Regions from separate parts of the Mus musculus genome. Here all the other regions are linked to region 6. Evidence: chromatin loops called from intact Hi-C (ENCODE). Cell type or tissue: heart. All regions are shown on one strand. Region 1 has its middle 49 kb from the start of 1700072O05Rik. Region 2 overlaps Cecr2 (CECR2, histone acetyl-lysine reader). Region 3 holds the start of Cecr2 (CECR2, histone acetyl-lysine reader). Region 4 overlaps Cecr2 (CECR2, histone acetyl-lysine reader). Region 5 has its middle 43 kb from the start of 1700072O05Rik. Region 6 has its middle 8.0 kb from the start of Hdhd5. Region 7 has its middle 18 kb from the start of Cecr2.

The links. Peaks named below come from ENCODE experiments on the same cell type or tissue, not always from the same donor. Only the 100,000 strongest peaks of a DNase experiment are listed, where the experiment ranks them.
Region 1: it touches region 6 in a loop (2.3-fold over the local background); 6 of 42 quality-filtered maps call a loop at or near these places.
Region 2: it touches region 6 in a loop (9-fold over the local background); 25 of 42 quality-filtered maps call a loop at or near these places.
Region 3: it touches region 6 in a loop (7-fold over the local background); 22 of 42 quality-filtered maps call a loop at or near these places.
Region 4: a loop joins it to region 6, with 6 times the contacts of the local background. A loop is called at or near these places in 22 of 42 quality-filtered maps.
Region 5: a loop joins it to region 6, with 2.5 times the contacts of the local background. A loop is called at or near these places in 9 of 42 quality-filtered maps.
Region 7: a loop joins it to region 6, with 2.7 times the contacts of the local background. A loop is called at or near these places in 3 of 42 quality-filtered maps.

Annotation. Positions count from the first base shown.
Region 1 is chr6:120,601,675-120,605,674 of GRCm38, reverse strand. No RefSeq gene overlaps it. Among named protein-coding and RNA genes, the nearest start is that of 1700072O05Rik, 49 kb to the right of the region's middle. In heart, a CTCF peak has its summit at 2,020 (motif pointing left); a DNase peak (open chromatin) is centred at 1,564; H3K27ac peaks cover 1,151 bases.
Region 2 is chr6:120,735,090-120,739,089 of GRCm38, reverse strand. Cecr2 (CECR2, histone acetyl-lysine reader) reads right to left here. Exons shown (of 19, transcript NM_001368706.1): 6 at 1,942-1,991; 7 at 765-934. Among named protein-coding and RNA genes, the nearest start is that of Slc25a18, 37 kb to the left of the region's middle. In heart, CTCF peaks have their summits at 2,168 and 2,371 (motif pointing right); no DNase peak of the experiment used is centred here.
Region 3 is chr6:120,664,302-120,668,301 of GRCm38, reverse strand. It overlaps Cecr2 (CECR2, histone acetyl-lysine reader), which reads right to left and starts at 1,988. Exons shown (of 19, transcript NM_001368706.1): 1 at 1,595-1,988. The coding sequence starts at 1,720. In heart, a CTCF peak has its summit at 2,348; DNase peaks (open chromatin) are centred at 1,101, 2,051, 2,201 and 2,711; H3K4me3 peaks cover 3,767 bases; H3K27ac peaks cover 3,018 bases; H3K27me3 peaks cover 48 bases.
Region 4 is chr6:120,672,509-120,676,508 of GRCm38, reverse strand. All of the region lies in intron 1 of Cecr2 (CECR2, histone acetyl-lysine reader), which reads right to left. Among named protein-coding and RNA genes, the nearest start is that of Cecr2, 8.2 kb to the right of the region's middle. In heart, CTCF peaks have their summits at 1,422 (motif pointing right) and 2,186 (motif pointing right); no DNase peak of the experiment used is centred here.
Region 5 is chr6:120,595,967-120,599,966 of GRCm38, reverse strand. No RefSeq gene overlaps it. Among named protein-coding and RNA genes, the nearest start is that of 1700072O05Rik, 43 kb to the right of the region's middle. In heart, a CTCF peak has its summit at 1,875 (motif pointing left); no DNase peak of the experiment used is centred here.
Region 6 is chr6:120,537,273-120,541,272 of GRCm38, reverse strand. No RefSeq gene overlaps it. Among named protein-coding and RNA genes, the nearest start is that of Hdhd5, 8.0 kb to the right of the region's middle. In heart, a CTCF peak has its summit at 2,058 (motif pointing left); DNase peaks (open chromatin) are centred at 1,192 and 1,812; H3K4me3 peaks cover 976 bases; H3K27ac peaks cover 1,286 bases.
Region 7 is chr6:120,646,264-120,650,263 of GRCm38, reverse strand. No RefSeq gene overlaps it. Among named protein-coding and RNA genes, the nearest start is that of Cecr2, 18 kb to the left of the region's middle. In heart, a CTCF peak has its summit at 2,376; a DNase peak (open chromatin) is centred at 1,833.

The sequences.
Region 1 (4,000 bases), 64 kb before region 6:
AAGCCAGCTGGGCATAGGGGCAGAGATAGGGTGCTTGCCTGGTGCGTGTGACGCCCTGCCCTGCTTTTAATTCCTAGTACTGCTGTAAGAGATACTTTTTAATTTATTAATTTCATTAATTAATAATTTATTAATTTATGTAGGTTAATTATTTATTTAGGTTTTTTGAGTCAGGGTTTCTCTGTGTTGCCCTGACTATTTTGAAACTCACTCTGTAGACCAGGCTGGCCTCTAAACTTACAGAGATCCTCCTGTCTCTGCCTCTGGAGTGCTGGGATTAAAGGCATTTGCCACCACCACCCAGCTAGGTACATAATTTTTAACAACTGGACATTCTGGTGGCCCCACACCTGTTATCTTAACACTTCAGAAGGGAAGGCGGGAAGTGCGGTATTTCAAAGCCATTCTTTGTCAAACAGTGAGCTCCAGACCAGCCTGGGAAATACAAAAAGTCAAAATAAACTGCAAACAGGGGTGGGGGTAGTGATGCAGATACATCATCTCTACTTGCCCACCATGCATCAAACTCTGGGTTTGATCCCTGGAACAAAACAATTAGAGATGTGTAAATTCTTTTTATTCTTTTCTTTGACTGTAATCGCTGTTTGATCTTGGGTTTTGGTTTGAAGTTACACAGTAACAATAAGAATGCAGTGTGTGTGCGCGCCGTTGCTCTTTTGATTTTGTTTGCTTGCTTGCTGCATGGTGCATTTAGTTACCCTTTATTTGGAGATAAGGCATCCGAGCGTGCTAAAATTGTCACTTGCTAGTGAGATAAACATCAGTTATTGTCACCTTGTCCTCTAGATGGTGTGGCAGATTTTGTGAAGGGCAGGCCTCATTGGAGTTCAGCTTTAAACAAAGTGAAGGGGTGTCCCGTCAAGGATATTTTAATTGGCTGTCTGCATTGTGTACAGTCATTAGATAATTGTCAGCCTGTCTTTCAGCTCCTGCTGTACAGACTGGCTGTGGAAGACAGCCTGTGGGAAAGAGATTAGGGAGGTGAGAGCCCATGGGGCTGCAGACACAAGCTACCACAGCCAGCCAGGGGGCCAGATGAGGAGACAAAGAGCCTGGAGCTGGGGAAGAAAAAGGCACTGGGCACTTTGGAGGACACAGGAAGGACCTGGGCTGGATGCAATGTTGGAAACTCCCTCAGGAGTCAAGGCCCTGAGCTGGGAACAGCTCAGCTGGTAGAATGCTCACCCACAATTTACAAAGCTCCATTTTGTATCTCAGAATAAACTGGGTGTGGTGGCAGGAACATTGGGTGTTCAAGATAGGCCTCAGCTTTACAAGGAGATCAAGGCCAGCCTGGGCTACAGGACAGCCTTATCTGAGCAGGGAGTGGGAGGGAGGAAAGAGAATTCAGAAGCCATAGAAGCAGTTGTTCAGGAAGAGCTGCCTACTAGGGAAGTGACTGGTGCCTGACACAAGATGACTCAAGTTGTACAGCCAAGAAATTAGAAAAACAGGCAAGGATTTGGAGTGAACTAATTCCCACTATGTGAGAGAGTGGCGTGGCGGGAACATTCTAGTCCTAGTGTTGAGCTGGCCCAGAAGGGAGAGTTCTCCAGGAAGTAGTGACCTCGGTGGGAGGAGACTGAACACTAGCTCACAGCAGGGCAAGGGAGAGAGGCTAAGATCACACTGGGAACAGAGGTTGTGAATGCCAAAAGGATTTAGGGCTGGCTCCCGAAGCCAGAGACCCTGGACTCCACCTCAGCCCTGAAACTAAGAAATAGCCAAACAGAAGCTAAAGAAAAAGCCCAGCAGTGGCCATCACTGCCTTTAATCCCAGCAGATGCAGGCGGATCTCAATGTGTTCGAAGCCAGCCTGGTCTACAGAGTGAGTTCCAGAACATCCAGGGCTACACAGAGAAACCCTATCTTGGAAAAAAAATTAATGAATTAACTAAAGAAAAATACAAGCCTGGTGCTGGAGGGATGGCTCAGTGGTTGAGAGCACTGGCTACTCTTGCAGAGGAGCTGGGTCTGATTCCCAGCAGGGGATCCAGCGCCCCCTTCTGGACTCCAAGGGCAGCAGGCATACAAAGTACACAGACATACATGTAGGCAAAACACCCATGTGCATAAAATAAAATAATAATTAAAACAAAGCAAAGAGCATTCCTAGTGGCTGATCCCTCATATTTGTCTGTTGAATAAAGTTTTTAAATTTTTAAATTTAATTTAATGTTATGTGTGTATGTTATCTGCATGCATGCATGTCTGTGCAACATGTCTGCCTGCTGCCTTCAGAGACAAGAAGTCATGCAATCCCCTGGAAATGGAGTTAACAGATGACTGACAACTGCCCTATGGGTGCTGGGAATAAAACCCAGATTCTCTGGAAGAGGATCAAGTGATCTTAATCCCTGAGTCATTTTTCCAGCCCCCAAATAAAGTTTTATTTGAAAAAGATCATTTCTGGCTGGGCAGTGGTGCACATGCCTTTAATCCCAGCACTTGGGAGGCAGAGGCAGGTGGATTTCTAAGTTCGAGGCCAGCTTGGTCTACAGAGTGAGTTCCAGGAAAGCCAGGGCTACACAGAGAAACTCTATCTCAAAAACCAAAACCAAAACCAAACCAAACCAAACCAACAAAAAAAATCATTTCTGGAAATGGCAAGACTGCTCAGTGCATAGTGATGTTTGCTGCCAAACCTGATGACCTGGGTTTGAGCTCTGGAACCCATATGGTAGCAAGAACCAACTTCCAAAAGTGGTCCTCTTGACCTTCACACACATGGAGTGTGCATATGCATACACAAAATAAGTGTAGAAAAACGAATGAATGAACACCCCAACTTTTTTGGGGGGGTTTTTTCGAGACAGGGTTTCTCTGTGTAGCCCTGACTGTCTTGGGACTCACTCTGTAGACCAGGCTGGCCTCAAACTCAGAAATCTGCCTGCCTCTGCCTCCCAAGTGCTGGGATTAAAAGCATGCGCCACCACACCCGGCCCAACACCTCAACTTTTAAAGGAAAAAAAAAAAAAAGAACATTTCACATTTCAGCCAAGTAGTCAGTGGTACACACCTTTAGTCCTAGCAGTTGGGAGGCAGAGGCAGGTGGATTTCTGAGTTTGAGTCCAGCTTGGTCTACAGAGTGACAGAGTGAGCTCCGTGACAACGAAGGCTACACAGAGAAACTCTGTCTTAGTACACACACCCAGAAAGAAAGAAAGAAAGAAAGAAAGAAAGAAAGAAAGAAAGAAAGAAAGAAAGAAAGACAGAAAGACAGAAAGAGAGAGAGAGAAAGAACAGAAAAGAAAAGAAAAGAAAGAAAAGAAAAGAAAAGAAAAGAAAAGAAAAGAAAAGAAAAGAAAAGAAAAGAAAAAAAGCATTTCTGAAATCCAACCCCTCTTAATTTCATCTACTAAAAAAGAGGTCACTCAACGGGTAGTGATGGCGCACGCCTTTAATCCTAGCACTTGGGAGGCAGAAGCAGGCAGATTTCTGAGTTCGAGGACAGCCTGGTCTACAGAGTGAGTTCCAGGACAGCCAGGGCTGCACAGAGAAACCCTGTCTAAAAAAAACCAAAAAAAGAAAAAAAAAAAAGAAAAAAAAAAAGAAAAGGAAGGAAAGAAAAAAAAAAGAAAGAAAAGAAAAAAAAAGAGGTCACTCTAGCTAGGGATGAGGCTCAGTTAGTAGGATGCTATCTTAGTGTCTCAGTCACTGTTCTATTGCTGTGAAGAGACACCAGTAAGTCTTATAAAAGGAAGCATTTAATTGGGGGCTTGTTTACAAGTTTCAGAGGCTTAGACCATTTTCATCACAGCAGGGGAGCATGGTAGCAACACAGACAAGTATTGGAGCAGTAGTTTCAAGATAGGATCTCACTGTGTAGCCTTAGCTGTCCTGGAGCTCACAGAGATCTGACTGCCTCTGTCTCCTGAGTGTTAGAATTAAAGGCATACACCATTGCACTAAGTGTCTGAGACCTTTATATCTTGGTCCACAGGCAGAGAGAAAAGGAGAGACAGACAGAAAATGAGCA
Region 2 (4,000 bases), 200 kb before region 6:
TATATTATAAATAAATAAAAATACTAAGGAATAAATCATTGAACGCCAAGACTCCAGTGTCATCAGATGGAGCTCTAAGTGGGGCTTAACAAAATGTGTGTGTATGTGTGGGGGGATTGACACAGACAAAGATAGAGTGCACATGAGTGTAAGTACTCACAGAGTTCAGTATGAGCCTAGAGCTCGAACTACAAATAGTTTTGAGTCACCAAACATGGGTGCTGGGAACTGAATTGAATTTGGGTTCTCTGCAAAAGCAACATGCATGCACTTCTAACCCCCGAGCCACAATTTTGAATAACATCCAAAACATGAAAAGGGGGGCACAAAGTTATTTACTTGAAAATGTCATGTATAGGGTGTATGTAGACTGAAATATAGTTCGTAAAGTTTACACTCAGGTCAGAGAAACTACAAAACAGCTCAGGTGTAGTCAGGTGAGGAACTTTCACAGGTCTATAGGGACAAATGTTCAAAGGCTGACATTGTGAGGGCGAAATAGGTTAATTCCTAAAACGATCATTTTTCTTGGAGTGTGGGAGAGAGCAAACTTGGGCCAAGTTTTCTAGTAAAAGTAATAGGAAAACAAGAAAGCTGGTTCCAGTTTGCAAAAAGCCATTGTAAAGACTGCAGGCATTAGCCATGGACTTAGAAACATCATAAATGACACCAGGATAGGGAAAGCAGGTCCACACAGCTCCTACATTAACACCCAGTCCTATCAGGAAGGAACAGCATGGGCCTGAGCAGTAGGCAGGACCTACCTTCTGGGCAATCATGTTGCAAATTTCAGGCAGGAAGTCCTCGCTAAGGAGCTTGTAGAGTTGCCGCTCTCGGAGAGAGGTCCGCTCTCGGAAGCTCTCAGTGACCTGTCTCCATTCTTCTTCTGTTTGACACAGGAGCCACCAAGTACCTTGGCCTGGCCCTCGGGATCCTACAGAAAATGGATGGATTCACTAAAATAGAGCCTACACTAGACTTTTGTTCCTATTACCCTGGGTCATGACTCAAACAGAGGAATCATAAAAAAGGAGCTGCTAATCTTCTCAAGTCTGATAGCACGCTCTTTTCTTTCATAGAATAGGACCTCAATATGTTGCCTATGAAAGTGTTGAACTCCAGAGACTAAGTAAACCTCCTGCCTCAGCCCCAAAAGCATTGGGATTACAAGCACTTCACCCAGTGTCTAGAAAATAATATATACTTTTTTTTTGGGGGGGTGGGGTCTCATTATAGACTAGACTGGCCTTAAACTTGCCTACCTCTGCCTCAAAGTGCTGTGATTATTATACTTTTAGTTTTCCTATTATTATCATTGTTTGTAACCAGACAAATGCCTAGCAAAAACAAACAAGGAAAAACCCAAAACAACAACAAAACCCCTCTTATTGTGATTTAAAGAAAAATTTAACATTCTAGAAATGGTTAAAAATATATTATTTTTCTAGAAAAATGGTTTTGAAACTGAGATTGTGTACAAATTGGCTATTTCCTTCCAAATTTAAAACTTTTGGATACAGAATTAAGATCTAATCAAGGTGAGGTGTGGCATATTCCTTTAATCGCAGCACTTGGAAGGCAAAGGCAGGTGTCAAGCTGGTCTATAGAGTCAGTTCGAAGAAAGCCAGGGCTACACACAGAGAAACCTTGACTCAAAAAACTAAAATCTAATAATGCATTTATGTGTGTATGTATATACAAACATGCATGCATTCAATCCTTTCCAGGTCCCTAACTGCTTGTCTACGCAAATGTCTGTGGCATATACTGTGGCAGGTGACAGAACAGAACTAGTTCTCATCTTAAGTGTCTGAGATGGATGGCAGGGGAAAGGATGAAACAGGGAGCAACAAGCTGGAGGCAGTTGGAATCATCCTAATACAATGTATGACTGTAATATATGTATGAATCATGCTGAGAGACAGCAACAAATATCATTACCATTTCTTGTCTGTAGGTCAGATGTCAAGGAGTTTTCTTCCTGCTTTTCACTGAAAAACAAGAAAAAAGAGAAAATAATTAAAACACTCACATGCCCAAATTGTTTGTCTTTCTTGCAGGTGTGGATCCAGTAAACATAATGGTGGCTAGGACTGGAGTCTGTCAGAGTTCAAAGTTAGGAAGAATAATTCTAAAGAGAAATAAAACTAGAATGGATGGTGGGCTTGCTGCAGAGAACGGGAGTGCTGAGAGCCAAGTATCAAGGTTATGGTAGCACCACAATGAAAAGGGAAATGACAGTTGCGATTCTGGTGCTCTCTCGCTGTGGTTCTGGGCTACACTAGAAAGGAAGCTTACAGTTACACCCTTAGGAAGATGGACTATGAAACTGAACTGCCTCTGCTCAAGACTGTCACTTGCCAGTAGAGGGTAGTATAAGCCCATGTGTACCAATACAATGGTACAATGGTTCTATATCCCCAACATTAAGATAGGTATAAAACAGATTTCTGACTATAGAAGAATGTGTGGACTTCTCAGGAAATCCTTAAACAAATGCTCAATATATAGATCACAAGTGAGTACAGACACTTTCCAAAAGGAAGAAGGACCAGGCAGTTGTAATCTTAAATTTAACAGATCTTACATACTAGCCTAGCCATGTGATTTCTAAGAATTCTTCCCATTACCACCTTCTTGTTATTACAACCTTGCTATGTAGTTCAGGCTAGTCTGGAACTTAGGATCCTCCTGCCTTTGCCCCTCAAAGGACCTCCTTTCCCTCAGTCTCTCCTCCATTTTTGTCCCTGCAGTTCTTTTTGACAGGAATAATTAGCTGATCCGAGGCAGTTATATATACATATACAGCAGAGGACTGCCTGGTCTGGCCTCAATGAGAGATGATGTGCCTAACCTAGCTGGAGAGACTTGAGGCCCTAGGGGGTGGGGAGGCCTGGCAGAAGGGTGGAGGTGGCGGTGAGGTGCGGGTGGAGGCATTTTGTTGGAGACAGGGTGGAGGAGAAATGGGATGATGAGCTGTGTGTGTGTGGGGTGGGGGGGCAGAAAAAAAGAAAGAAAAAGAAAGAAAGAATGTAGGCTGGGGAGCTCCAGAGAACCTGGGGTCAGTTCCCAGCACCCACATAGGATAGCTCACAACTGTCTGTAACTCAAGGTCCAGTGGATACAACTCCCTCACACAGACATACATAAAAGACAAACACTAAATATGTACAAAAGAATAAGCAGATAAACTTTTTTTTTTTTTTTTTTGGTTTTTCGGTGTAGCCCTGGCTGTCCTGGAACTCATTTTGTAGACCAGGTTGGCCTCGAACTCAGAAATCCGCCTGCCTCTGCCTCCTGAGTGCTGGGATTAAAGGCACGTGCCACCACGCACCCCCGGCTACTTTTTTTTTTTTAAAAAGAAAGAAAACAGCTGGTCAAGCCACGTGAAGCAAGGCAGTAAGCAGCATGCCTCTATGGCATCTGCATCAGCTCCTGCCTTCAGGTTCCTGCACTGTTTGAGGTTCTGTCCTGACTTCCTTCAATGAACTGTGGCATCAAAGTGTAAGCCAAATGAACCCTTCTCTCCCCAATTTGCTTTTTGGTTATGTTGTTTCATCACGACAAGAGAAACGCTAAGATGGCCAGGTACCCAGGCACGGTGGTGCACATGTAATCGAAGTGTTAGGAAAGACAACCATGATCAAGGAGGACACCAACATCAAGTTCTGACCTCCACATGTCCACGCAACCTCATACTCACACAAAAATAGTAGACCTCCCTAAAAAGTAATGACATATAAAATATTTTATATATATTTTGTCATTGTGAATGTACATGTTCAAGCACCTTCTTTACTACAGTGGAAGAACTAAGCCAGATGGTGATGGCATACACCTTTAATCCCAGTACTAAGGAGACAGAGGTAGGTGCTTCAAGGCCAGCCTGGTCAACAGAACAAGTACCAGGATAGCCAGGGCAATAGAGATAGACACTGACGTTTAAAACAAAACAAAACCAAAAAACCAAAAACAAATACCCCACCTAAATCTGTAACCC
Region 3 (4,000 bases), 130 kb before region 6:
CACTGCAGCCATTTTGAACAGCAGGATTTAATTAGACTACTCAAGATTTCAAACTAACTAAAAGGAAACACAGGACATCAGAATCATTAATCATCATCTCTTCCCCTTTAAGATTCCTCAAATCGTTAATCTTTGTAGTCCGATTTCATTACAAAATTTCATCACAAAAATGGTCCTTACACTCCTGTTCAAACTTTGTAAATAAACGCTTTGAGTTGCGTTTAATTGCCAAGTTTCATTTTCCTAAAGCCTGGAGAAGCCCACGACCTGGAAAATCCTACCAACCTTTTCACTTTGTTTTAAAGTCCCTCCAAAAGCCATCGAATGGCCCCAACTTCAGTCCACATTCCTCTTCACCTTCCTAACCTACACCCCTTGTAATCGGTTTAGATTTCCAATTTCGTTAACTTTGCAACACGAGGAAATTCCCACGCTTCATTCATAGAAGCAAGTGATATTTCTGCAAACACAACGGACTTTAAAAAATAAAGGTGTGCGAAGACCTCAAGAGTCAACAAATTAAAATCAAGATTCGGGGGGGGGGGGGGTGAAGAGGCAACCACAACGGTCAGACTTCCCAAATAAATTACTTTAATTTTGATTACTTCCATTGTAAAGGCAGTCACAAAACTGAAAACAGTAACTGACCAACAACAGTTTCTTGTACCTTTGTCCCAAGGAAGAAAAAAAAAAAAAAAAAGGGTGATTAAGTCCCTACAGACAGGAAAAAAAGCAACTCAACCTGCCAACCAATCAGTATTTCACAATTCCTTCCAAAAATAAATGCCAGGATGCTGCTTCGGACCATCTTATACATTCCGTTTCCCACACTCCCGCCACCGTCCTTGTCATTAGGACCCTCGGATTTTAGTCCAGTTATCACAAAGCCTCGGGTCTTGAAAGCACCTTCGGCCTGGCCAGAAAGCCATTCCTTTCCTCCTCGCTCGCCCGGGGGAATAATGGTGGCGAAATCAACTCAGAGAGAGAGCTCCCGGAATACGGACGGCTGCGCCTTCCTCCGTAGAGGAGCTGTTTTAAAAGGGAGGGGGGCCCAAACTTTCCCTCCACAGTCTCGGCGTCCCGAGCGACGGTGAGCGACGGGCGGTCCCACAAGGAGAACGCCCCAAGCCCAGGCCCCATCTGCGCCCGCCCGAAGTTGACTCGAAGCGCCCGAGAGTTACGGGCCTCCGCAAGTCCGCCAAGTGCGACCCGGGCGAGCGTCTCCCGAGCAACGCCGCCCCTGCCCGAGGCCGCTCCCGCCCCGCCGCTGTGGCCCCCGGCGCGTGAGCCCGCATCGCGTCCCGGTCCCCGCCTGAGCAGCTGCTCGCCGCCTCCGAGGCTCCAGCGGGGAGCGCGCGCGCACTCTCGCCCTCAGACCGGCCGAGAAGTCCCGGGAGAGCCCCGGGGTCCCGCGCCGACAAAAGCAGGCTCGACCCCCGCCGGCGAGAGCGCGCGGGGCCACGGGGAGCCCGTGCCGGCCGCCAGCCTCGTGCCCGCCGCCGAGCCCCCTCGCCGCCCGCACTCCGCGCCAAGTCGGCGGCCCGCGACTCCCCGCAGAGAAGCGCGGAGAAAGGGCGCAGCGCCGGCTACTCACCTCGATCTCGAAGTCGGGCAGGCGGAACGCCGTGCGAAAGAGCGAGCAGAAGTGCGCGATGGCCGGGACTTCCCACCAGGAGCGGAGCTCGCCCAGCCCGGCCGCGCCGCCTTCCTCCGGGCACATCTCCCCGCCGCGCTCGCTCACTCGCTCTCGCTCGCTCGCTCGGACTCCGGCCGCCGGCAGCGCCTCTCACTCAGCGCGCGGCGGCTCCCGCCGCTCGGCGTGAGCTCAAGCGGAGGCGCGGCCGGGCGGGGGGCGGCGGTCCGACTCGCTCAAGCGGCCGCTGCTCGGGCAGCCGGCGGGGGCCGCGCGCTCGCCCCGTCCCGCCGCGGCCGTGCGGCCGCCCCCAATCCCATACAATATAATCCACTCAGCGCTGAGGAAAACAGATGGGGCTGGGGGTGGGGAGGGGGCCCGGCAGAAACCTGGGAGGAGGGGCCGCCCACGAGGAGGGGGCGGGGCCGGCGCGCACCACAACAACAACCCCGCCCCCACCCCTGCGCGGACAGCTGCACCGAGGGCGGGGGAGGGGGAGCGGGCGAGCCGCGCCCGGGGAGGGGCCGCCCGTGACGCGGAGGGGCCCGCGCGCAGCCCGCGGGCGGCCGGGCGGGTGGGAGCCGCGCTCTGCCGTGCAGGTGTTTGGGGCCGGGGAGTTCGGCGACTTTGGTGACGGAAGACAATAAGGGTCTCTCCCACCCCCACGTGGCCTCAGTGGTCGAGTCCTTTTAAAGGGCCCGCGGGGTGGTGCTCTTGCTGGGGACTCGCTCCGGGAGTGCGCACGTGTGGGATTTCAGTTATTACTGCTGTGGAGGGTGGCGCGGGACAGAGCGAGTGGGACGTCCACGCTGGAAACCGGAGGCCCGGGGAAACGACGCGCTTTCCACCTGTTCTTTAGCGCTTTTTTATTTTTATTATTATTACTATTATTAGCCTATCTGAGAACGGGACTTAAGGGAGCGCTAAAGTGCCTCGCTTCTCCAAGGGAAGAAGGTGGTGGGGCTGGTTCGGCTGGAACCGAGTAGGATGGAGGGGTAGAGTGTGGCGGGAAGGGTGGAGTAGGGGGGAGGCACCAATCAGCAGCCTAGCGGGAAGAGCAATTTCCCCCACCCCAGGGAACGGACACGTGCAGCCGCCCTGGAGGAGACTGGCTTTGAGCCCTCTGACTGCCCTCGCCGGAGCGGAGCGCGGCTGCTGCGGGCGCGAGTGCTCACAATGTGGCTGGGAGGCTGGGGGATGGGGAAGAGCCTGGAGACTAAGGACGTGTGTCCGGGTGGGGGTGGAGACCTGCCCGGGCTGCGGGAATACGCTCCGAGAGGAAGGTGCTCGGACTTTAGAAAAGTTAACTGCTATTTAGGACGGTGGAATTCTGTCTAAACCGGAAGGGGAAAAAATCACCCCCGAAATAGCCCAGAAGTTTGGAAAAACTACGTTGTAGTAGCGCCTATTTGTATTGGTCATTTGCGCTTGAGCAGTTCTACTCTAAGAGTCCTGGCTGCTTCTTTAGTCCACCTCGCCAGAAACACCGCCCCTTAGGTGCACTCAAATTCGGCTGTTTAGATAGGTACAACCCTGGAAAGAATAATAGGGAGCGAGTTTGTGAGATAGATGTGTAAGTGGGAGGCCTGGCTCGTTCCTCCTCCCTCACCTATTCTAATTACTTTAATAACTAACCTCTTGTGTCTTTGTAAGGCAGCACTTAAAAACACTAAAATCCTTAAGTTATATATCCAAGTGTGCCTTTTGTGAGCCAACTAACCTTAAGATACTTCATCTTCCCTCACACTGCCCTGTAGGTGAGAGTTAGCAACCCCTACACGCTATCTATCCCATTTTTATTTTTAAAGTTTGTTTTTGAATGTTTTCAAAACGCAGCTACTCTGTAGATACCTCATGAATGGGGGTGGAGGGATACAGGAGGGCTCCGTGGAACTTTTTTGTGAGTCTGTAGCCCAGGCTGGAGCCTCCATGTTTGACTTGCCCTGAACTGCTGTGCTCTTCATGTATCACACCATTTTCCTTTGAAAAGGGTTGCATGAAGCCCAGACTAGGGAGCAACAAGCTCTCTGCACCTTGAACCAATCCTTCCTGCACTTGCTGGGTGCTGGGGTTACAGACACTCTGGGTGCTGTGGCGTTTCTTAACATACTTGTGTCAAAGCCATTATGTTCTGACTGTTTGTTTGATCCTTCCTCCCTGGTCTCCCTGATCCTCCTATCACTCACTTCCATCTTTATCTTTTATCATTATCTAACCTTCTTAGCTGGCATCTCAGTTGTCATTACTATAGCCTAATAATAATTAACAATACCAGAAAGCAGAAAGATAAGAGAGATTTGGCTCCTTCTTAATCACTGTGATATTGAGTGCTCGTTATACCCACTACTCACCCCCATTGTAACTTCT
Region 4 (4,000 bases), 140 kb before region 6:
GGGAAGCACCAAAGAACATGCTATCACTTATACCAGCCAAGTACCCTTCATAAAGGTCAGATGAGGTCAGAGACTTTAAACAAGAAAATGAATACTAGCTCTTGTGTATTGTTATGAAATTACATTTGAAACCTGTGTGTAGCTAATGAAGTACAAGACACAGGACACAACAACATTAATTCAAAGAACAGCGAGAGAGGAAAAAAAAAAGCTGCAGAACTTCACAGTTTACTTATATGAAGTCTGGGGTTTAGCACCACGATACAGGCCCAAAATTCTACCCCTCCTCCACAGTGCCCAGAACAAGCCCAGAGACATCAGGAGTTGAGCACAACAAAGGAATGAAAGAAAAAAACAAGGGAGGGTGTCAACCACTGAGACTCAGTTAAAAGAGAATGTTAAGAAGGTGCAGCAGGCTGGATGTGTGGCTCATGGCAGAGAGAGCCTGGCTTAGCATGTCCATCTTCAGGTTCCAGCCCAATGTGTGGGGGCAAAGGGAGGGGGAGGGGAGGGGAGGGGAAAGGGAGAAGGGGAGGGGCTACAAACAAGTGTCAAAAGCCATACATAGGTGAACATATCTTAAAATGTTTCATATCTTTCTTACTTTTATTGTTTTTCAAAACAGGCTTTCCTGGCTGTCCTGGAATTCACTCTGTACACTAGGCTGGCCTCAAACTCACACAGATCCATCTGCTTCTGCCTCCTAAATCCTGGGATTAAAGGAATACACCATCATAGCACTTCCTGTTTTATAGCTTTCTTCCAAGAAACTCAGAGCACTCCACAGAACTCTAAGACCAGTTTAATCACCATCACAATACCATCTTTCCTCCAAACCAAAATAACACATCACCAGGTATAGTGGCACATGCCTTCAATCCCAGCACTCAGGAGGCAGAGGCTCTATGGTTTTGAAGGAAATTTAAAGGCCCATCCTAGGGGAAAAAAAAAAAAAAGATAGAAAAGATAAAAAGGAAGAAGAAGCCAGGCAGTTGTGGCACACGACTTTAATTCCAGCACTTGGGAGCAGAGGCAGGCAGATTTCTGAGTTCGAGGCCAGGACAGCCTGGTCTACAGAGTGAGTTCCAGGACAGCCAGGGCTACACAGAGAAACCCTGTCTTGAAAAAACAAAAACCAACAACAACAAAAGAAAGAAGTAGGGATTGATAACCAAGTATCTGTTTACCAGATTTCTGTTTGGCATGTACAGTAACAGGGAGCAACTTCAACTTCCTTCAGAAGCTGGGTGCATGATTTTAATCCCAGGACTGGGGAAGTAGAAAGACAGGCAGAATCGAGGCTAGCTTGGTCTACCGGACTTGAAACACCAAGATTGTCAGGAGCTAAAGGCCAACCTAGACTACACAAAGTTATAGTTTGGCATCAACTACAATGAGATTCTGTCTTTTTGCCCTGCCTGAAGTGGCCAGGAGGTGGTAGCGCACACCTTTAATCCTAGCATTTAGGAGGCAGAGGCAGACAAACCTGAGTTTGAGACCAGCCTGATATACACAGAGCTAGTTCCAGGACAGCCAGCTCTTTGCAGACAAACCCCGTCTTTAAAAAATGGGGGGTGGGAGATAACATAACTCAAGACACTCATTCTCCAGAATCCCTCCAAATCTCACGCATATAACATCAGTTCAGTTTGAGAACAACAGAATTAGTGAAGATGTCAACCTTCAAAAGCTTCAGCCAGCCGGGCATGGTGGCACACGCCTTTAATCCCAGCACTTCGGAGGCAGAGGCAAGCGGTTTTCTGAGTTCAAGGCCAGCCTGGTCTACAGAGTGAGTTCCAGGACAGCCAGGGCTACACAGAGAAACCCTGTCTCGAAAAAACCAAAAAAAAAAAGTTCCAGTCAAAGAAGCTTATTTAGAAGCAAGTTTGCAGTGAAAAGAGAAAGAAATCCACATAATTCACACACATACCAAGCAAGTATGGACCTGCAGCTTCTATCTGGTACAAAACTAACTTGTAAAGTATGGAGAGTTGCTTTGAGTTAACCCATGGTATTAGCCACACTTAGAAAGTCCCTCCTAGAAGCCAGGAATCAATCATCTAGTCTGAAATTCCCATGCTACCAAAGTAATCTTACTAAGATGACACTTCGTGTCAAGGGCAAGTGAGAGCCATGATTCATGCCTTTTGAAAACGTGTTCCAGATTTGAAATGCGGTAGTAGAGCTGGCATGGCCAGTAGGAGGCAGCAGGTCCAGCTGTCTACACCACTACGTTTTGACTCTTCCATGGACAGAAGATGGCTTTCAACCCTCTGCTGCCACAACTCTCATTCTGGAACCTTAACACCCATGGAAGTCCACCTTTAGACTCTGTTATCAAGGCCTATACTACCCAAGTTGGATTTTACGTTTTCCTGTGTTCCAGAAAATGAAGCAAAGCTGAAGTTACAAAGCAAGCCAAATACCAAACCAAAATGGAGTGTCCTTCATGGATGAGAGACCAACCCTTCTGTAACTGTGGGAGATTCTCAACTCTCTGAAGCTCCCAGTGGTACAAAAGGAGGAAAAAAAAAAAATGGGGGTGGGGCCAGGAAACTAGAAAGCCTTTCTTTTTAAAAGGCTGGAAAAAAACAGAAAGATGAGCTTTCCCAAAGCTCCTTTACAAAAGGACATCCTCCACTTCAGGATCCCAAGATGCATCATGGATTTCCTCTTGTGCAACTGTCCTCCTCATCCCTCTATAGAGAAAGAGGATTCTGACTCTTCAAAAGGTAGAAAGCAGGAAGTTTTAAAAAGGATCTTCTGTGGACCAACAATATACAACTGTGTGGATGACAGCTACAGGTTGTGGTCAGCCCCAGGGACACAGTTCGTGTTTTCGGTTGAGGCTGGAGAGAAGCTTAGTAGGTAACAGCACTGGCTGCTCTTCCACAGGACCCAGGTTCAATTCCTAGCACGCACATGGTGGCTTGAAGCTTTCTGTAACTCCAACCTCAGAGGATCCTTTCTCTTCTGGCCTCTAAGGGCACAAGGTACAGATTTGTATGCAGACAAAACAAAGATACACATAAAAATAGTAATTTTTAAAAAATTGTTTTGTTTCTATTTTTGAGACAGGGTCTTTCATAGTCCTGGCTGGCTTAGATCTTACTACGTATGTGTAGCCCAGGTTGTCCTTGAATTCAAAAGAAATCCACCTGCCTCTACTCCAGAGTGCTGAAATTAAAGGTGTTCACTACCCCACCCATCTCTAAATAACTAATCTAAGTCATTTATCTCAGGTCCATTCAAATGCTATCTCAACATACAATCTCTATCCCTCTCTTAAATTGAAGAAGCCATTCCTTAGCATGACCCTGTGCAAGCCTCCCTGGACTTCATTTCTTACACCCTGTGACATACTGTATCATTTGTCCACTAAGAAGAGGGCAGGTGCTTTTGAAACTTAATTTTTATTAATTTATTTTGTATTAGCTGGACATGGTGGAACCCTTAAGAACAACTACTTGGGAGGCAGAGTCCAGCCTGTTCTACAGAGTGAGTTCCAAGAAAACCAGGGCTAAAAAGAGAAAGCCTGTCTCAGAAAATAGTAACAACTTTGTGTGTGTCTATGTGTGTGTGTAATATATGTATGCCATGGAACACATGTGGGGGTCAGAGGAAAACTTGAAGGGGTTGGTTCTCTCATCCTAATCATGTTTGGTTCAAGGGATAAAATTCAAGTCCTCACAGTTGGCAGCAAACTCCTTTATCCATTGAAGAATCTCACCCACCAAGAGAGCAAGTATTTTTGTGTTACACACATAGCTGTATCTCCATGAGCTAGTACCCTGCCAAGCACATAGATGCTTTATAAACATTTGTCAATAGGAATTATTACATTAACTTGACTCTCTGCACTTACTTCAGAAATTTTAAAAATATCAGACAAGGGGACTCATACTTAAAACCCAGCATTCCAGACGCTAAGTCAAGAGAATTATAACAAGTTCTAAGACAGCCTGAGTTACAGAGTAAAAACAACCCTGTCTCAAAAACA
Region 5 (4,000 bases), 59 kb before region 6:
CACACACACACACACACACACACACACACACACACACACAAAGTACACGAGAGCAGTGGTGGAATTCTCTCTGTTATTGTCCTTAGATTTTTTTTTAAATGTGTATTAGCGCTTTACCTCCATGCATGAATGTATTATATGTGTTCCTGGTACCCATGGAGGCTAGAAAAGCGTATCGTATACCCTGTTTGTGAACTACCATATGGTTATGGGAAACCTAACCCTGGTCCTCTGCAAGAGCTTTTTTTTTTTTTTTTTCCCTAGACAGGGTTTCTCTGTGTAGACCTGGCTATCCTAGAACTCACTCTGTAGACCAGGTGGGACTCAAACTCAGAAATCTGCCTCCCAAGTGCTGAGATTAAAGTCGTGTGCCACCACTGCCCAGCCTCTGCAAGAGCTCTTAATGACCGAGCCATCTCTCTAGCCCTAGAATTGAAGTTGTGAAGAGCATGGCCTCTGCAGAGCGCAGGACTGTTTGAGGAGTACACTTTAGGCTACTGTCTCAGTGATGGGCTGGCCTGGGGCAAAGAGAGAACAGGAAAAGGCCAAATTCAAACCCCTAAGATTATCCACAAGGAGGGATGGAAGGCCTTCCTTGAGCTTGCCAAGGAACCAGACGTCTGTTTTTCTGTGGAGAAATTGCAAACAATGTGCCACTGATGGGGACAACGCGCTAGGCTTCTCCAGGTGTCCCTAAGTTTTTTGTTCTGTTGTGCTTTGAGATAGAAGGGGGTCTCATAATGTAGCAAGGCTGGCCTTCCAGTTTCTGATCCTCCTACACCAGCCTTGGTGTTTTTGTTAAGGTGTCTGAGTTAGGATGTCTTTTGAGTGCAGGAACTTGACCGGTGATTCGGTGTTGGATGCATTCTGGTTCTGGCTAATTCTCTTAACACCAACTTCTTAGAGTAGTCAGGGGTCAGAGGTTGAAACTGGCTCCAGGCTGACCTAAACTCACAGTAACCCTCCTGCCTCAGTCTCCCATATTCTGGGATTATGGGCACGAGGTCTTCCTGACCCCATTTAACTGCACCTTCCTCTCCCCTTCTGTGCCCATTTTCTTGCATTCTAGCTTTTTTCTTTGTGTGCCATCCTTTCTCTCTGTGACTGTGCTTCCATGTTTAGCGCTGTCCACTCCTACCATACCATAAGCACCCCCTGAGCAGGGGTGGATGTGTTTATGCCAGCTGGCTTCATGGTCATGGATTCATTCTGCCCTGGGATCCCCTCTATCCCAACCTTGACTGTTTGGTACTTGGTGTTCCTGGGTGGGGCTGTCAGGAATGTTCTGGAACAAAGCCTCACCAGGTGAATGCTACTGGAGACTCCCTGTGATTCATCTCTGCTTGGCTTTCAGTAGGAGGGTGATGCAAACAACAGACCTTAGGGCCTTTGCTGATCCAGAGCAGAGGGAGGGGCAGGTGACTTGTGAGGCCAGGGATGGCAGAGTAAGGGATATTCCAGGGAGAACGACTACTCCTCTCTGCCTCCTCCCATTCTCCTTGGAAATACACCTGAAATGCCTGTCCCTGCTGAAGGTTACCTAGGAAAAGAGGAAAAGGTTACCTCGCCAAACTGCTAAGGTGTGTGATTGGCTGATGCCCAGTGTCAGATGTCTTCCAGCCCTAGATCTGGGGAACAATGCAAGTGGCAGATGTCTGCCCCCAAGCCTCCAGGATACAGGTGGCATCTCCCACCATGGCCTGTGTATGATGCCTCACAGGGTGGAGGGCTCTGCCACGGAAAGAAGGGATGGCTGCCCCAGAAGGAAGAAAGGGACAGAGCTTGAACGAGTGTCTCAGAAAGTGCAGAGATTAAATTTCTCTCTCTGGGAATTTGGAATCCCAGCTCTGGGTAAATGGGGTGCTGCCCTCCTCTGGATGGAGTTGGTACCCCTGTATTCCCCTTTTCCCTACCCTGCCTGGTGGGCAGGCATTTGGTGTTTTTTCCCTAGGTAGAATGCAAGAGCACTTTGCATTTATAAAACTTCAGACTAGGGCTGTGGATGTAGCTCATCTTCAGAGTCTCGTCTAGCATGGGACACAGCCCTGTGTTTGGTTGTTAGCCCAGTGTAAATCAAGTGTGGTGGTGCACACCTTCAATCCCAACACTCTGTAGATGTTAACATTTCCTCTAGGCTCCGCCCAACAGTTACCTAGCAACAGCCACCAGGTAGGCACCTGCTAGTTACTGCTGCTCTCTCCATCTTTCCTTTTCTTCCCTCCCTTCCTTTCTCCCTCCCTCCCTCCTTTCCTGCCCCCCTCCCTCCCTCTCTTCCTCCCTTTTCTCTGTACCCACCCTTTCCTTCTCACCAATAAACCTTTATATTACATCTATTTCCTCAGGGGGATACCTTGGCCAGGGCCCCCAAGGTGCACCGCATCACCATCGCCACTGCCGCAGTTTTAAAATACATATAACAGAAGTTGCAGGCAGGAAGATGAGGAGTTCAAAGAAATCCTAAGTTTATTAGTCAGGGTTTTCAAGAGGAACCGAACTAATGGGCTACATACATACTACATACATACGTACATACTTAACAATAGCAGAATCATACCAGGGAGCTGGGAATGTGGTAGTTCCTAGATTCTTTTTTTTTTTTTTTTTGATTTTTCGAGACAGGGTTTCTCTGCGTAGCCCTGGCTGTCCTGGAACTCACTCTGTAGACCAGGCTGGCCTCGAACTCAGAAATCCACCTGCCTCTGCCTCCCAAGTGCTGGGATTAAAGGCGTGCGCCACCACGCCCGGCCAGTTCCTAGATTCTTGAGGCTGCCTTAGCAGTTAGAGTGGTCGGTCCCACCATGACTGTTTGTCACAGGGATGGGTGGGGGTGAGGGGAATTGAAAAGTAGAAGAGGCAATCGGTTGTTGGTCAGTCCACAGGCTGAACCCCACTCCCCCAGTAATCCCAATCTGGTATAAAAAGCCGAGAAGTTTCCCAGCAAGCCATTGGTCCCTAGTCCAAAAAGAAAGCTTGGAGACTGGTTCTGCTATCAGTGAGGGCTCAGCAGCAGCATTGGGGCAGATCAGCCCAGCAGCAAGATGGGAGGCCAAGCTTGCCAAAGGAGTGATCTTCCCTCTGCCACACTCTTCTTATCTGCTTGAAGGTGAAGCCCACATCCAGGAGGGTCCACGGAAGTCAGCCAAGGCAGTCAGCACAGTTCTATGGGCCATTGGAATTTGTGGCAGGTTGATATTCCAACCAGCCATAATACCCAGCTACTTAGGAGACCAGCCCAGGACATATGAAACCCTGTCTCAAAACCAAATACTACCAACCAGTCTAAACATCTTCAAATCACAACATTTGTGACTCAGGGAGTACAAGTCAATGACGGGCAAGGTTTCATACCCAGCGCTAAACAAACAAAGCATCAAATCCCAGGACCATTGGATAGGTGAGACCCAAGAGAAGGAACCAAGAGAAGGAAGGAAATGAGGTCATCGTTAAAGAAATGTTCATTTTTCTCAGAAAACCATGACAACTGGAAAAGCAAAATGTCAACCACACAGCAGGGAAGCACAGTCACCCAGACTTTGGGTCAGAGGTCCTGGAGGTCAGAGAACATGGCCACACAAGGAGGGAGGCAGCCACTCCCAGGCTTTCTGGGATGACATTCTGACTCGAAACTCTCACAATCCTCTTTGGCCTGTGTCCTTCCCTCCGCTGGCTCACCACTGACATCAGGTTACCCTCCTTACTCCCAGGTGGCAAGGCTGGTAGTGTCTGGACATTAACAAAGCAACCAGCCAGGGCATATGCTACCGTGTGGTTGCATGGTCCACTTGGCTATAGATGCTGAATCCTTTCAAACCTCAGGTTTTTCCTTTATGCCCTGAGGCTACAGCAGGTAATTTAATTAGGAAAAAAAATCGTTGTTGTGGTTTGGGGCAAGGTTTCACTCTGTAGCCCCAGGTTGGCCTCAAATTTTTGTACAGATTCCTGCTTCTGCCTTCCCTGCTGTTGGGATTACAGGCAAGTGCCTCCAGACCTGTCTGTAATA
Region 6 (4,000 bases):
GTTCCAGGAAAGAAATCAGTTAACCTGTGTCAGTTAACTTTACTTTTTGTTCTAGTCTTTGATTCGTGGGTTATATGAGAGGAAATTATAGCCCCTCCCACCCCCCAGCTTTTATCCAAATTCTGAATAAGATTCTTTTTCTTTGCTGATTTGTCTGAACCTTCTTTGGAATGGAGAGACACTGAGGTGGCGGGTTTATTGGCTCATGTGCCCAGTAACACGGTTTAGATTCCAAATGAATTATGTCTTAGTGTTACCATTGCTGGGCTGAAACACCATAACCACAAGCAAGCTGGGGAGGAGAGGCCTTACTTGGTTTCCACAGTGTTGTCCATCATTGGAGGAAGTCAAACAGTAGGAACTCGGAGGCAGGAGCTGATGCAGAGGTCATGGAGGGATGCTGCTTACTGGCTTGTTCCCCATGGCTTGCTCAGCCTGTTTCTTATAGAATCCAGGACCACCAGGGATGGCAACATTAGGCTGGACCTTCCCCCATCAATCACTAACTAAGAAAATGCCCTATAGCCAGGTGGTGGTGGTGGTGGTGGTATGCACACAAGAGGCAGGCCAATCTCTGATTTTGAGGCCATTCTCAAACTATAGCGTGATTTCCAGGACAGCCAGGAGTACATGAAGAAACCCTGTTTTGAGACACACATACACACAACCCAGAAAAGAAAAGAAAAGAAAAGAAGAGAAGAGAAGAGAAGAGAAGAGAAGAGAAGAGAAGAGAAGAGAAAAGAAAAGAAAAGGAAAGAAGAAAGGAGAGAAAGAAAAATCCTCGACAGCTGGATGGATAAAGAGGCATTTTCTTAATCCCTCCTCTCAAATGATTTTAGCTTGTGTCAAGTTGACATAAAACCATTCAGTACAAATTCCATTTCCCAGGTTTTGAATGCGGGACTTCCCACCTCCGAGACCGGTGCTGCACCGCTGAGCCACATCCCAGCCCATAAATAGTATTTTTACAGGTATTGCTTGCTTAAAATAGTAGCCATCCTAAAAATACCCTGCCCTCCTCTGTCCTTCCTCTGTGTGGGAAGGGTGTAAATAAGACGTTTGGCAGCTGAACGGTTCTGGGGCGTTGGGAATAGGGTGAAAGGGCAATGAGGTTGCTTTGCTTTCAGAAACACTGGCTCGCCGAGGCCAGGCTAGCCCAACGCTGGCCCGCTTTCTATCTTGCCCAATCGCTTCCTCCTCCAGCCTGAGCAGAGTCCTCAGCCAGCCTTCCAAATGACCTATATGTGTCATTGTCTGGAGACCTCTTTAGGGAGTGGCCTGTCCCTGTCCTTGTTCAGTTGACTTCCCTGAGAGTTAAGCAGGAAAGAGGTCCTGGGAGCATTTCCAGATCTCAGAGCTGGAGCTGTCAGAGGAGAGAAAGATCCTCCAGGCTAGCTAACCTCTTTGTGTTTTGATGGCTCCCGCGGCTGCACAGTGGGTGTCAGAAGGCTTGCTGAAGCTGGGTTTTATTGCTGTTTTTCTTCTGGGTTGAGGTGCTCTTCTGGGGTTCTCCCAGACTAGTTTCTACATAAAGGGGAGGGGGACAGTTGGAGGAGGGCAAGATCACTCTCTTGCTTACATTGCTGGTGCCCTTTCTGCCCTAGGGCAAGGCCACACACGCCTCCCTTGCTTGTGAAGCCAAAATGCCTCAGTTCTGATAGGAGCGGCTATTTTTCTCCAGGGACAGCTGACCCTTACTCTGACCTCTGGCTCTCCTTTGGCCATGTCCAACCCCGGAAGCATCCTCGATTTCCTGTTCCCTCCCTCACCAAGGAGGAAAGGCCCTTGAAGCCCAGGCCCTCTGCGCAAGAGTCTTCCCTTTGTCCAGGGTCCCCTGCAGAGTTCAGCCCCAGTAACCTCCCGCAGCCCAGCCCCCTCCCACCGACCCCGGCTTGCAGACAGCTGTGGCCCTCTGCGGAAATGGCCCGAGACGGCAGCATGTGGACAGCAAATGGCGACTAGTGAGATCTGAGCACCGCAGGAGGGACCCTGGCTGAGGCAAGCTGCTCAGGTCACCTGTAGCTGGCGGGCTGCGGGCTGTTGCTGCCCTCTTGTGGTCGAGAGCAGAACCACAGGACTGCTGCCAATAAGAGAAAGCAAAGTATCCTTATTTTCAGATGATAGGATTCTATACATGAGACCTTAAAGACTCCACCAGAACTGTCTGAGAACTGATGAAGATAAACACTCCTAACAAAATAGCAGGACATAAAATTCATGTATACATGTCTTTAGGCTTCCTGTATATCAATAACAAACATGGCGAGGAAGAAACCAGGAAAATCAATCCCTCTTGCTCTTGTAAACTAAGCCTGAAGATCTGAATTCATTCCTCCAAACCAAGATAGTGGACGACCAGAACCAATTCAGGCAAGCTGTTCTCTGGCCTATACACATACACTGCCACAGGCATGTGCCCTTTTACACACCCCCCCCCCACACACACACACAAATGACGGATAGATAGATAGATGCAAAACTTTAAAACAGGGGAGGGGTGGAGAAATGGCTCAGCGGTTAACATCACTGGCTGCTCTTCCAGAGATCCTGAATTCAATTCCCAGCAACCACATGGTGGCTTACAACCATCTGTAACAGGATCCGACGCCCTCTTTGGGTGTGTCTGAAGACAGCTGCAGTGTACTCATATATATAATATTATTGTATATTATATATATACCTCTTTTTTAAAAAAACTTTGAAACTGTCTAAAACTTTAATACACCTTTGAGTAAACCTAAGGAACTGAATGTCTTCTATGATGGAAACTTTAAAATGAGAGAAACTGAGAGGGCTTGAGAGATGGCTCAAAGGTTAAAAGTACTGGCTCTTCTTCCCGAGGATCCAAGTTCAATTCCCAGCACCTACGTGGCAGCTCACAGCTGTCTATAATTCCAGTTCCTGAACTTCTGACACCCTCGCACAGACATGCATGCATGCAAAACTCCAATGTATGTAAAATAAAAATTAAAGAGAGAGAGAGAGAGAAGTTGAAGAAGTCAGAGGATGGAAAGACCTGTCATACCTCTGGATTGGAAGAATTAATACCGTGAGGGTCTTCTAAAAACCACCATGGATTCAGTGCAACCCCCATCCATCTCCGGAGATGTATTTTTGTTTTTGTTGGAGACAGTCTCTCTCTCTCTCTCTCTCTCTCTCTCTCTCTCTCTCTCTCTCTCTAGGTTTTTCAAGACAGGGTTTCTCTGTGTAGCCCTGGCTGTCCTGGAACTCACTCTGTAGACCAGGCTGGCCTCAAACTCAGAAATCTGCCTGACTCTGCCTCCCAAGTGCTGGGATTAAAGACATGTGCCACCATGGCCGGCTGGCTTCTGTTTCATAGCTATTTCAGACCCCACATGCATTAGCTTTCAATAATTCTGTTTGGGCTCTGTCCCATTTCTAAGTTTAGGGTAGCTCTGTATAGTTGTCTAGTCTTTTTTTTGGGGGGGGGAGTGCGGTTTTCAAGACAGGGTTTCTCTGTATAGCCCTGGCTGTCCTGGAGCTCATTTTGTAGTCCATGCTGGCCTCGAACTCAGAAATCTGCCTGCCTCTACCTCCCAAGTGCTGGGATTAAAGGCGTGCGCCACCACGCTCAGTTTATAGTTGTCTAGTCTTAAGTCCATTTTTGTAATATATCATTTTCTTTAAAAGTTTCCCATCCTTTCCCCACTTCTGGACACAGGAAATAGTATATTCTCTCTCTCTCTCTCTCTCTCTCTCTCTCTCTCTCTCTCTCTCTCTCTCTCTCTCTCTCTCTCTCTCTGACAGTGTGACACTATACAATCCTGGCAGCCATGTCTAGCCAGGCAACAGTGAATCCTTTTTAAAGTCTTTCCTCGTTTGTAGTAATTCATCTTGGTCTAAGGTTCCTAATCCAGAATCTATATTTACAGCATGGTCTCTGTCGACTCTCGATTTTGATGAAGTCACTGTGAATGCTGCCCACCATTGGAGATGACTTTCAGGGGAAGAGGCACGGGGTTGAAACAATGCTGACTGT
Region 7 (4,000 bases), 110 kb before region 6:
TAAGACAAGGTCTGTCTATGTAACTCTGGCCTTGAAATGCTACATACACCAGGCTGGCCTTGAATTGACAGAGGTCCTCTTGCCTCTCTCAGAGATTAAAGGACATTATGCCCACCTGGGGCCATTTGCTTCGTGATGATTAATATAGGAGGACCCAGCCACCTATGTGTAATGCCAAACCTGGATGGACTAGTAGTCCTGGGCTTCTAAGAAAGCAAGTTTAGAGCTAGACAGTGGTGGCACACGCCTTTAATCCTAGCACTTGGGAGGCAGAGGCAGGCAGATTTCTGAGTTTGAGGCCAGCCTGGGCTACAGAGTGAGTTCCAGTACAGCCAGGGCTACACAGAGAAACCCTGTCTCGAAAAACCAATCAATCAATCAATCAATAAATCAATAAATAAGAAAAGAAAGCAAGCTTAGCAAGGCCTGGGAGCAAGGCGGTAGACAGCAACATTTCTCTATGGCCCCTGCTTCAGTTCCTGCTCCAGGTTCCAACCTTGTTGGCTTCCCTCAATGTAATCTCTTAGCCAAATAAATCATTTCCTCCCCAAATTTGTTCTGGTCAATGAAACATGAAGCAAAGGAGAACTCAGTTGTAATGGAAAGCAAATGAGATCATTGTCTTTTCAGTGGTAGGGTTTGCTAGGTAAATACTTTAGTTTCTTTCTCTCTTTCTTTCTTTCTTTCTTTCTTTTTTTGGAGACAGGGTTTCTCTGTGTAGCCCTCGCTATCCTGGAACTCACTTTGTAGACCAGACTGGCCTCGAACTCAGAAATCCGCCTGCCTCTGCCTCCCAAGTACTAGGATTAAAGGCGTGTGCTACCACCCCTGGCCCCTTTAGTTTCTTTTTATAGCATATAAAAAAGAACTAATATTTCATTTTTCCTAAATATTTACTTTTTAAATCATGCAGAAGTAGTAGAATATGTGCTTCAAATGTGATTTTAAATATATATGTTGGGCTGGAGAGTCGGCTTAGCGGTCTGCCAGGGAATCAGGCTTCAATGCCCAGCTCCCAGATAGCAGCTTCACAACTGTCTGTAACTCCAGTTCCAGGGAGCTCCAATGCTCTCTTCTGGCCTGTGTGGGCACCAGGTATGCAAGTAGTGTACCGACCACATGCAGACAAACACCTCTACAAATAAATAAGAAAACAAACAAAACTTAGAAAGAGTAGCTGTGGGGAAGAAATCTGTCAGAGAAATCACTGATGTCAGCAGATGAGCATCTTTTTGTTTGTTTGTTTTGTTTTTGTTCTGGAAACAAGGCAAGAAGCCAGGCAGTGGTAGCATATGCCTTTAATCCCAGCACTGGGGAGGCAAAGCCAGGCAAGTGTCTGATTTCAGGGCCAGACTGGTCTTCAGAGGGAGTTCCAGGACAGCCAGGGCTACACAGAGAAACCCTGTCTCAATAAAACCAAACCAAACCAAACCAAACCAAACCACCAAGCAAACGAACAGAGGAAAACCAAGACAAGAGAGAAACCTTGCACGGTCCATTGGCTGTCATGTTCAGGTCTCTGGGCTTTGGCACAGGAGACTCCCAGCCTACAAACATCTGGGCGCTTTCCTGTGTCACGCTGCCTTTCAGTGGCTACAAAAACTATAAAATGACAAGATACAGTGGATTATGAATCAATACGAGATTTATTTACTCCCTGTTGATATTTTTTTTTCCAGTCAACCAATGGTTTTGAGAGAAAAGGATGATTCAAAACTGCTGGAAATTCTGTTACTCCAATCCCAAGATGACATAGCCACCTGTCTTCTCTTTCCTCATCATCCCTGGAACCAGACTCTGTCCGGATGTTAGTGCTGGGCCAGGACCCAAGATAAGCTGCCGCTGAGTGCAGCTCTTAGGTATGTTTATAAGAAGCGGGGCTGGTGATAGAAGGAAATGAAGTGGAAAGGAGCAGAACTGGGCATTACATCACTGAAACAGAAGTGTTGGAAGGGTAAAGATGGCCATTGTGCAAGCATGGCCAGGGAAGGGAGCTCTGAACTGAGTAAAATTTTGACCCGAATTCTGACTTCATGGTACGGATGCCTGAAAGCTCAGCCTCTGCCCTCAGAGGCATGCCCTCTAGGACATACCCGGGGGGGCCTGGCCATCACCTGATCGTTGTGGTTACCATGACGGAAAGTCACTACTGCAGGAGCCAGAGGCTTCTAATTTGGTCAATTCTAATTAAACAAAGAGTAATCTGCTTTGTTATAAATTTAGCTCATCTATCTTTAATTGAAGAGCAAGATAAGGGGTCTGGGGCTACAGCCCAGTTGCTAGAGTGCTTGCCCAGCATGCAGGATAAACCTTGGTTGGATCTCCTACACCCCATAAAACTGAGCACAGTTGCTGTAATCTCAGTGTGGGGAAGGTGGCAGCATTGGGCAGGTAGAAACTGGGGGAGTCAGAAGTTCAAGGTCAGCCTTGCCTACAAAGCAAGTCTAAAACTAGCCCAGGCTGTATGCAAGCCTGCCTCAAAGAAAGAATAAAAGCTGGGCTGGTGAGATGGCTCAGTGGGTAAGAGCACCCGACTGCTCTTACTGCTCTTCCGAAGGTCCAGAGTTCAAATCCCAGCAACCACATGGTGGCTCACAACCATCCGTAACAAGATCTGACTCCCTCTTCTGGTGTGTCTGAAGACAGCTACAATGTACTTACATATAATAATAAAAAAAAAAAAAAAAAAAAGAAAGAATAAAAGAAAGAGGAAAAGATCTTATTGCCTCTTCCGTCTGCTAAGCTGAGAGGATGCTGGTCACTGCCACCCTAAAAGCACCTCTTTCTCAGGATCACTTGTGTGGTGTTCATGTACTCAGAGCCAGACTTTGGTCTGGTATTGTTTGGCTCTCTTTCCTCAGTGCTATAGACTGAGCACCAGGCCTTACACACTTCAGTGTTCTATCACTGACATCCAAACCCCACCCTGGAATTGTTCATTATTGTGGTTCTAGCACCAAAAGCAGTGCTGAGCCATGGGGAAACCAAGCCAAACAAAAACTAAAACCAAGCATTCAAGCTTTTTTGTTTATTTGTTTTTCAGGACAAGGTTTCTCTGTGTGGCCTTAGATGTCTTGGAACTCATTCTATAAAACAGATTGGCCTCAAACTCAGAGATCCATTTGCCTCTGTCTCCCAAGTAGGATTAAAGGTATGCGTCACTACTGCCCGGCCTAAGGCTTTTTTTCTATACTTCTCAGAGTATTTAGCTCTAAATTAGAGTTATAGAGTTCAGTAAAACAGAGCTCATGTACTGCTGCAATTAAAGCCTAGCAAAGAAGCAAGCACTAAGTCAGGGATTAGCGTCTCCATATAGGCATGGTGTACTAAGAGCATACTGAAGGCTGTCCACACTGAACTTGCCAGCCAGCCAGCCAGCCAGTACCCCACTAGATCTTGAAGGACACTGTGCCTACTGGACATGGGGCAAAAGCAAAGAGGTGCAATATATAAAATAGCCAGGGAGTTTAGAATGCGGGATCAGGCATATTTCTGTTGGTTGCAGTGGAAGAGATAGGCATATTGGGGGCCTTTGCTGTCCAGTTCAGAGCTACAGCTTTGCCCTTGAAACATCTCAGGGAGCCACCGAATTTAATTTCTATGCAAGAGAATGCTGTAAACTGATTGGGGGGGGGGATCTGAAGATGTAGAACAGTAACAGGCCATGCTTAGGATACATAAGACCACGGATTCATGGATTTGATCCTCAGTATTGAAAACAACACAACAGCAGTCATTTATGTGATGGGGGGGGGGTCTAGTTTTTTTTATTGTTACTTTAGAGCATCATGTGTACATAAAACCCAGGTCCTCTCCAAGAGCAGCGAGTGCTCTTCCCTGCTCTGTCATCTCTCCAGCCCCCTCACTTTTCCACCTTATCCCCACTAGACAGGCGCTCTCATTGAACTTGGACTTACCATCGGCTGGACTGCCTGGCTCCCAAGTCCCAGGGATCCTGCTGTCTCCATCCCCTTATGCTGGGCATCCAGAGCTGTGCCAC